2 separate regions of the Homo sapiens genome follow, and region 2 is linked to region 1. The links are chromatin contacts, found by Hi-C or POLR2A ChIA-PET in ENCODE. All regions are on one chromosome and are shown on one strand. The core of a region is the stretch at or near the end of the contact, and the rest is flanking DNA. Distances in the headings are between cores, read along the strand shown. Region 1 overlaps HIP1 (huntingtin interacting protein 1). Region 2 overlaps HIP1 (huntingtin interacting protein 1).

Evidence for each region. Hi-C counts contacts between places; a loop is a spot of excess contacts on that map. ChIA-PET counts read pairs that join two places held with the same protein, here RNA polymerase II (POLR2A). Pooled maps may share reads with other maps.
Region 2: a loop to region 1 is called in a map of B cell, with 10 times the contacts of the local background. The contact joins two enhancer-like sites. A Hi-C loop is called at or near these places in 8 of 168 maps with a recorded cell type or tissue (B cell, Caco-2, OCI-LY7 and 5 more), 17 of 37 single-sample maps with no recorded cell type and 7 of 50 pooled maps. POLR2A ChIA-PET finds 5 or more read pairs at or near these places in 5 of 52 experiments (AG04450, B cell, H1 and 2 more).

Annotation. Positions count from the first base shown.
Region 1 is chr7:75,661,686-75,666,268 of GRCh38, forward strand. All of the region lies in intron 1 of HIP1 (huntingtin interacting protein 1), which reads right to left. Among named protein-coding and RNA genes, the nearest start is that of HIP1, 75 kb to the right of the region's middle. Within about 2 kb of position 1,251, at least 4 of the 41 ENCODE cell types and tissues checked have a DNase peak (open chromatin) inside an H3K27ac peak, as active enhancers do; they include B cell, OCI-LY7 and dorsolateral prefrontal cortex, where a contact is called at or near this core.
Region 2 is chr7:75,614,352-75,619,045 of GRCh38, forward strand. The region is part of intron 1 of HIP1 (huntingtin interacting protein 1); the gene reads right to left. Among named protein-coding and RNA genes, the nearest start is that of HIP1, 120 kb to the right of the region's middle. RefSeq lists an enhancer at 2,970-3,471. Within about 2 kb of position 3,445, at least 17 of the 41 ENCODE cell types and tissues checked have a DNase peak (open chromatin) inside an H3K27ac peak, as active enhancers do; they include B cell, OCI-LY7 and dorsolateral prefrontal cortex, where a contact is called at or near this core.

The DNA of each region.
Region 1 (4,583 bases), core at 1-2,500:
GCAGGGAATGGGGAGCAAAAGGTGCTACAAGTGCTGTTAGGTCCTGATGTCATCTTGGGGGCAGCTACAGCAGAGTAACGCAGGCCTAAGTCCAAATGTGTGCCTTGGAGCCACTGGGGGAGGATGGGCAGTGGGAGGTGGTGAGAGGGATTTCTCTTTGGGAAAGGCTGGTGGTGAAGGGCAGGGAGTCACAGGAAGTTCCCCAAGAGTGTGGAAAAATCCAGAGGAGGCAATCAGGCTTTTAAGGATGGAGAAGATTTGCATATGGTGGGAGGCAGAAGGAACGGAGTGAAGAGGAAGCGCAATGGGAGAGAGATGGATGAGTGGACAGGGTCTCTGAGGAGGGGTGGACTGGAGAGTGGGTGCGTGAGTGAGCCACAAGGGGTGAAGGTGGAGGGGAGGGAGGAGGGGAAGGAGGGGGCGTAGCTGGCGATGTCATGGGGGATGAAATCAGAGATGATGAGGAGGCTCACACTGGAGGGTCTCCACTATTTTTGTTTGTTTGTTTGTTTGTTTGAGACAGGTTCTTGTTCTGTCACCCAGGATGGACCACAGTGGTGCGATCACAGCACATGGCAGCCTGGAACTCCTGGGCTCCAGTAACCCTCCCACCCCAGCCTCCCGAGTAGCTGGGAGTACAGACCTGCACCACCACGCCCAGCTATTTTATTTGGTAAAGATGAGGTCTTGCTATGTTGTCCTAGCTGGTCTCAAACTCCTGGTCTCAAGCAATCCTCCTACCTGGGACTCCCCCAGTGCTCAGACTACAAGTGTGAGCCACCATGCCTGGCTGGAAAGAGGCTTTTATTTATTTTATTTTATTAACTAATTTATTTTTGAGACAGCGTCTCGCTCTGTCGCCCAGGCTGGAGTGCAGTTGCGTGATCTCAGCTCACTGCAACCTCCCTCTCCCAGGTTCAAGTGACTCTCCTGCCTCAACTTCCCTAGAAGCTGGGATTACAGGCACACACTACCATGCCTGGCTAATTTCTGTATTTTTAGTAGAGACGGGATTTCACCATGTTGGTCAGTCTTGTCTCGAACTCCTGACCTCAAATGATCCATCCTCCTCAGCCTCCTGGAGTGAGCCACGGTGCCTGGCCTGGAAAGAGGTTTTTAAAGGTTAGAGGACACGAGGGCCTGTTTTTAAGCTGAGAGGAGGAATAATTATTGAAGATATGAAAGAGAATGGGGACAGGGACAGAGCAAGTTCTCAGAGGACACCAGCACAGGTGGCTAAGATCCGAGCTGCTTCCTGCAGCGTCACCACACCGGCGACCCATGCTGAGGCTTCCTCAATGAAAATCCCCACCTTTTTTCTACATGAACTGCTGCAAGCCACAGTTGCCCATCTGATATTTGCATGCCTGTGAGTTTCAGATGTAACTACAAGAATTTACACTTATCCTAATTACGTTTCATAAACTGTCTTTATGATCATCTGTTCTGGTACAACGACCAAGAAAACATTCAGTGGGTGGTTTGGCAAGTTCTGTTTTGAATCAGCTGTGCACCAGGTGTGTGCCAGGCCAGTAGGAAGATCCCGGACAGCGTCTTTGCTCTCCAGATGTCTGTAGTGTAAGTGGGAAGGAAAACTCAAAGACAGATCATTTAAACAAATATAATGTCCAGACCAGGAGGGGTGGCGTACACCTATAGTCCCAGCTACTCAGGAGGCTGAGGTGGGAGGATCGCTGGAACCTAGGCAGTCAAGGCTGCAGTGAGCTATGATTGCACCACTGCACTCCAGCCTGGGTGACAGAGTGTGTCATCCTGGCGGCACTGCTCCTACCCCTACAGCAGGCGAGGCGGACTGATGTAGGAGGCAGATGGTCAATTCAGGGTGTTTGCCAGGGGACAGGAGCAGATCTGAGTTTTTGATGCATCACTGACCTCTGTGCAGGGACAGCTCTGAGGATGGCCAGGGTGGAGACTGGGATCAGTGAAGAGGGTACTGCCAGTTCTGGGTGTACTAGATGAGTCCTGACCATGAGCAGTGAAAATAGGAAAGAGATGAGAGAACAGAGCCGCCAGGGAGTATTTAGGAGGTAAAACCCAGCAGGAGACGGGAATGGAAGGGAGTGGGAGGGGAGTGGAGTAGTGAGTGATAATTTGACTTCTAGTTTTCTGACTCAGCTAATCAGTAGAGCAACGGTCCTGCTAAGGCAAGATTACAGGGGATCAGAACACAGGGAGGTGTCAGCCTCTAGCAGGGGAACAGCTACCTTCCATTATTTTATGTATGTGTGTATATATATATATACACATATATGTGTATATATATATACACATATATGTGTATATATATACACATATATGTGTATATATATACACATATATGTGTATATATATACACATATATGTGTATATACACATATATGTGTATATACACACACATATACACACATATGTGCATACATACATGTATGCATATATGCACACACATGTGTGTACATACATACATGTATGTGTGTATATTTACATACATATATGTACATACATATATACACACATATACATATGTATATATACATATATTGTGTGTGTATACATACACATACTATATACACACATATATGTATACATACATATATACACACATATATGTATGTATATATGTATGTATATGTATACATACACATGCATATATATGTGTGTATGTATACGTATACATACATATATACACATACATATGTGTATGTATACGTATACATACATATATACACATACATATGTGTGTGTATACATATACATACATATATACACATACATATGTGTGTGTGTATACGTATACACACATATATACACATACATATATATGTATGTGTATGTATACGTATACATACATATATACACATACATATATATGTATGTGTATGTATACGTATACATACATATATATATGTATAGGGAGAGAGAGAGAGAGAGAGAGACAGGCAGACGGACAGACAAAGTCTTGCTCCATTGCTCCATTGCCCAGGCTGGAGTGCAGTAGTACAATCTCGGCTCACTGCAACCTCTGCCTCCCAGGTTCAAGCAATTCTCATGCCTCAGCTTCCTGAGTAGCTGGGATTACAAGCATGCACCACCACGTCCGACTAATTTTTGTATTTTTAGTAGGGTTGGGATTTCACCATATTGGCCAGGCTGGTCTTGAACTCCTGGCCTCAAGTGATCTGCCTGCCTTGGCCTCCCAAAGTGCTGGGATTACGGGCGTGAGCCATCATGCCCAGTCCAGATACTTTCCATTTCAACAGAGGGAAAGAAGAGACTAATTTGGGCTCAAATACACTGAGATGTCTGGTTGGCTGGGTTTGGTGGTTCGCACCTGTAATCCTAGCTCTTTGGGAGGCCAAGGTGTTCGAAACCAGCCTGGGAAATATAGTGAATATAGTGAGACCCTGTTTCTACAAAAAAAATTTAAAAATTAGAAAGGCATGGAGGTGCACACATATAGTCCCAGCTAGTCAGGGGGTTGAGGGAGGAGGATTGTTTGAGGCCAGGAGTTGGAGGCTACAGTGAGCTATGATCAAGCCACTGCACTCCAGCCTGGGTGACAGAGCAAGACCCTATCTCTATAAAAAAATAAGAACAATTAAAACAAAATAAAGGTCTGGCTGCAGGAAGCAGAGGGCATTTCCATCTGATAAATTTGATTTTCTGTGTGAAATTAGGAGGGATGGAGTTGTAGCTTGGAGGGGCAGGAAGGTTTGAGGTAGTATCTGTGGAGAGAACCACGTGGGGCACAAAAGGGCCACTGAGCAGTGTTGAAGGTCCAGTGGGATGTGGAGGCCATCCTGTCTTGTGGCTTTGCTAATGGTATCTTTTCTCATACTAAAGCTTCTCATTTTTCCGTAGTCATTTTTTTTTTTTTGAGACAGTCTCGCTCTGTCGCTCAGGCTGGAGTGCAGTGGTGTGATCTCAGCTTACTGCAACCTCCACCTCCTGGATTCAAGTGATTCTCCTGCCTCAGCCTCCCCAGTAGCTGGGATTGCAGGCATGCCATCACCATGCCTGGCTAATTTTTGTATTTTCAGTAGAGACGGGGTTTTGCTATGTTGGCCAGGCTGGTCTCGAACTCCTGGACTCAAGTGATCCGCCTGCTTCGGCCTCCCAAAGTGCTGGGATTACAGGCATGAGCCACTGCTCCTGGCCTTTCCATAGTCAAATTTATCAACTTTTCCATTATAGCTTGTAGGTTTGTGGTATGCTTTAGGAAGCCTTCCTTTTATATGGCAATGTGAAAAAAACCAACAAAACAAAACAACTGGGCAGGCCTGTATGTATGGACTGAAACAATATCCAAGATCTATGTTACTCAGCGAAATACCACTGCAGACCCACACAGACGATATGCTTGCAGTTGCACAGAGGTGGCTGCCTCTGCAGAGAAGGACCAGAGGCTGGGGGATGTGGGATGAACTGGTCACCCTCTTGTATGGTAGATTTTTTTTTAATCATGCTTTATTAATTAATTAATTAATTAATTTTATTTTTTTTTGAGATGGAGTCTCCCTCTGTTGCCCAGGCCGGAGTGCAGTGGCGTGATCTCGGCTCATTGCAACCTCTTCCTCCTGGGTTCA
Region 2 (4,694 bases), core at 2,195-4,694, 45 kb before region 1:
ATTTTATGGTATGTATATTTTACCACCACACACACACATAGACACACACACACACACACAGTTACAAGGTAGATAAGCCTCCAAAACATGCTACATGAAAGAAACCAGACATGAAATGGGACACAATGTGTGATTCTATTTGTATGAAGTGCTCAGAATGGGCAGATCCATAGAGACAGAGAGCTGACTGGTGGCCACTGGGGCCTGGTAGGAGAGGGGTGGGGAGTGATTGCTTAATGGGAACAGGGTTTCCTTTACGGATAGTGAAAATGTTCTGAAATTAAACAGTCATGTCGGTTGCACGACATAGCGAATGTGCCAGATGTTGCTTAATTATACACTTGAATTTGTTACAATAGCGAATTTCATGTTATATGTATTTTGTCACAGGAAAAAAAAAGATAAAAAACACTGAGAAACTGATTTTTTTTTCTTTTTCTGAGACGGAGTCTCACTCTGTCACCCAGGCTGGAGTGCAGTGGCGCGATCTCGGCGCATTGCAACCTCTGCCTCCCGGGTTCAAGTGATTCTCCTGCCTCAGCCTCCTGATAGCTGGGATTACAGGCACCCACCACCCCGCCTGGCTAATTTTTGTATTTTTAGTGGAGACGGGGTTTCACCATGTTGGCCTGTCTTGTCTCGAACTCCTGACCTCAAGTGATCCACCTGCCTCGGCCTCCCAAAGTGCTGGGATTACAGGCATGAGCCACCACGCTGGCCTGAGAAACTGATTTTACTGAATACCTACTACACGCAGGGCAAGGCTGCCACACAGATAGTAAGGCTCTTTGCCATACAACCACAAGAGGGCCTTTCACAGACAGTTGTGGACAGCCATGCACCTGCACATGGCTGCCAGGATCCAGGGCACCACACCAGGGGCTGTGAGAGAGCACACAGATGATAGGAAGTGGACCCTGTGGCCAGGTGTGGCAGCTCATGCCTGGAATCCCAGCACTTTGAGAGGCCGAGGCAGGAGGATCACTTGAGGCCTGGAGTTCAAGACCAGCCTGGGCAACATGGTAAGACCCCATCTCTACAAAAAATGAAAATTTAGCTGGGGATGGTGGTATATCTGTAGTGGTGGCTACTTGGGAGGCTGAGGCAGGAGGATTGCTTGAGCCCAGGAGTTGGAGGCTGCAGTGAGCTATGACTGTGCCACTGCACTCTATCATGAATGACAGATGGAGACCCTGACTCCCCACCCTTAAAAAAGGTGGATCTTGTCCTCAAAGGGACAAAGACTGTACTACTCCTTCCTGTCCTTTCCTTCCTTCTCCTCTGACTGTGCTTATGCCTGTAATCCCAACACTTTAGGAGATTGAGGTGGAGGATCGATTGAGCCCAGGAGGTGGAGGTTGCAGTTGAGCCGAGATTGTGCCACTACACTCCAGCCTGGGTGACACAGCGAGACTCTGTCTCAAAAAACAAAAACAAAAACAAACAAAAAATGGCCAGGCGCGGTGGCTCATGCCTGTAGTCCCAGCACTTTGGGAGGCTGAGGCAGGCGGATCACCTGAGGTCAGGAATTTGAGACCAGCATGGTCAATATGATGAAACCTCGTCTCTACTAAAAATACAAAAATTAGCTGGGTGTGATGGTGCGCACCTGTAGTCCCAGCTACTCAGCAGGCTGAGGCAGGAGAATCGCTTGAACCTGGGATGTGGAGGTTGCAGTGAGCTGAGATCACACCACTGCACTCCAGCCTGGGCGACAGAGTAAGACTCTGTCTCAAAAAAAAAAAAAAAAAAAAAGAAAAGATAAGAAAAGAAAAGAAAACAAAAACAAAAACAAAGTATCTCGTAACATCGTCCTAGACAAGAATGAGAAAGGACAGGCTGCTAGGGGTCCAAACCACCGCCCACCAGCCAAACCTGGCCTCAGCCTGCTTGTGCATGGCCTGTGAGCTAGGACTGGTTTTTGTGTTCTTGTTTAGGGACAGAGTCTTGCTCTGTTGCCCAGGCTGCAGTGTAGTGGTACGATCATAGCTCACTACAGCCTTGAACTCCTGGGTTCATGCAATCGTCCCACCTCCACCTCCCAAGTAGGTGGGCCTACAGGTGCGCACCACCACGCCAGGCTAATTAAAAAATTTTTTTTTGTAGAGACCGGGTCTCACTTTGTTGCCCAGGCTGGTCTTGAGCTCCTGGCTTCTAGCGATCCTCCCACCTTAGCCTCCCAAAGTGCTGGAATTACCGGCGCTAGCCACCATGCCTGGCTTTTTAAGGGTGGGGAGGAGGAGGAGGAGGAGGAGGAGGAGGAAGAGGAGGAGGACGAGGAGGAGGAAGAAATAGTAGCAGCAGGAAGCCACAAAGCCAAAAACATTTACCATCTGGCCCTTTGCAGAAAATGTTTGCTGGCCCCTGGACTAGGCAGGGCAGCCTATGAGGGTGGATGTCCACACATACAGAGGCTGATTACTGGCCATCACTTTGGGGTAAGGCATGCTGGTGCCTGAGCCTGTGTCCTCCTCCTCATGTTTACCAGGGAGGTATATGTCAGGCACAGTGATTGATCTAACTGATGCTGGGAACAACAGTAACTACATTTAGATGACTATTTTTTTTTGTTTGGACAAGGTCTTGCTCTGTTGCCCAGGTTGGAGTGCAGTGGTGCAATCATGGCTCATTGCAGCCTCGACCTCCTGGGCTCAAGCAATCCTCCCACCTCAGCCTCCCAAAATAGTTGGGAGCACAGGTGCATGCCACCACACCCAGCTAATTTTTTTTTTTTTTTTTTTTGAGATGGAGTTTTGCTCTGTCACCTGGCTGGAGTGCAATGGCGTGATCTCAGCTCACTGCAACCTCCGCCTCCCCGGCTCAAGCGATTCCCTTGTCTCAGCCTGCCAAGTCGCTGCGATTACAGGCACCCACCATCACTCCCGGCTAATTTGTTTTGTAGTTTTTAGTAGAGACGGGGTTTCACCATGTTGACCAGGCTGGTCTTGAACTCCTGACCTCAGGTGATCCTCCTGCCTCGGCTTCCCAAAGTGCTGGGATTACAAGCGTGAGCCACCGCACCCAGCCACTAATTTTTTATTATTTGTAGAGGTGAGGATCTCCCTGTGTTGCCCAGGCTGGTCTCGAACTCCTGGCCTCAAGCCATCCTCCTGCAGCGGCCTCCCAAAGTGCTGGGATTACAGGCGTGACCCACCGCGCCCAGCCTCAGCCTGGTTCCTTGCGTGAGTCTTGGTTTCTTGGTCTCCTTTTCCCCGTATGCCAGCTGCCTCCCTCCATAAGAGAACATCTGTGATGACCTTCGGGGTGCCCACTTAGGCTTTCAAAGGGGCCTGGAATGTAGGGCACAGGGTAAGAGACTCGGACACCAGGCCTTGGGGAAAAGGAGAAGCGGGCCCATATGCCCTCCTCTCACCCACAGGGAGCTGTGGCTTCGAAAGGGGCTCCTCCCTTGTAAGGCTGCTGCTCCTGTCGTCATGGAGGAAACCTTGGTTCTGCTTCCCTAGCACCCCAAACTGCAAAGTCACGCTGGCAGGTATTGCACCCAGAGGGCTCATTCCCCATTCATCATAGTCACTGGTTGGGCAAGTCACCCTCCCTAGAAAGCGCAGCCTTGGGTAAATCCACCAGACATATCCTGATCTTTCACTATTCACAGAGCCAGACTGGAGTGGCCTTTCGTAATGGCCCTGGCCAGAGCTCCCGGGGGAAGCCTTCCGGATAGGCAGCTTGTCAGCAAGAGTGGGAAACCCTGGGCTGCGCCCTCCCCACAAACCACCAGCATTGCCCAACTTCCTCTCTTCATGCCCTCTACCACCCTCTCGTTGCCCCAGCTTTCTTTCTTTCATTTTTTTTCTTGAGACACAGTTTCACTGTCACCCAGGCTGGAGTGCAGTAGTGTGATCTCGGCTCACTGCTACCTACCTCCACCTCCTGGGTTCAAGCGATTCTCACACCTTAGCCTCCCGAGTGGCTGGGATTACAGGCACGTGCCACCAACTCTGGCTAATTTTATATTTTTAGTAGAAACAGGGTTTCACCATGTTGGTCAAGCTGGTCTCAAACTCCTGACCTCAAGTGTTTCATCTGCCTCAGCCTCCCAAAGTGCTGGGATTACAGGTGTGAGCTACCACACGTGGCTAATTTTTGTATTTTCAGTAGAGATGGGGGTTTCACCATGTTGGCCAGGCTGGTCTTGAACTCCTGACCCCAGGTGACCTGCCCTCCTCAGTCTCCCAAAGTGCCGGGATTACAGGCATGAGCCACCGCACCCAGCTGTTTCCCCAGCTTTCTAACAGTGAGGTTAGTTTTGTCTCTTCTCTTTTATTAATATACTGCTACTTATCTCCAATGATCTGAAGACTCAAGGTGGGTGATGCCTGACTTACAGGAGATCCCCCAGCACGGGAACCATCCCTTATCCAGCTCTGGGTCTCTTGCAGTGTCCAATTTCTAGAAGTGACCTTTCTGTCAAGTGAATGAGCCAAGCCCCAGCCACATCCCAGCACTAGAAAACCTGATGCCTCTCCCTTGAGCACATCCTTTTTTTTTTCTTCCAAGTTTTTTTGTAGAGATGGGGTTTCACTATGCTGCCCAGGCTGGTCTCAACCTCCTGGGCTCCAGTGAGCCTCCCACCTTGGCCTCCCACCCAACATCCTTGACATCCCACCTTTTGTTCTATTTCTGCAGGAATCGCTGTGTGTAGAAAGAAAGCCTTTGGTCAGTGGTTCCCAGAC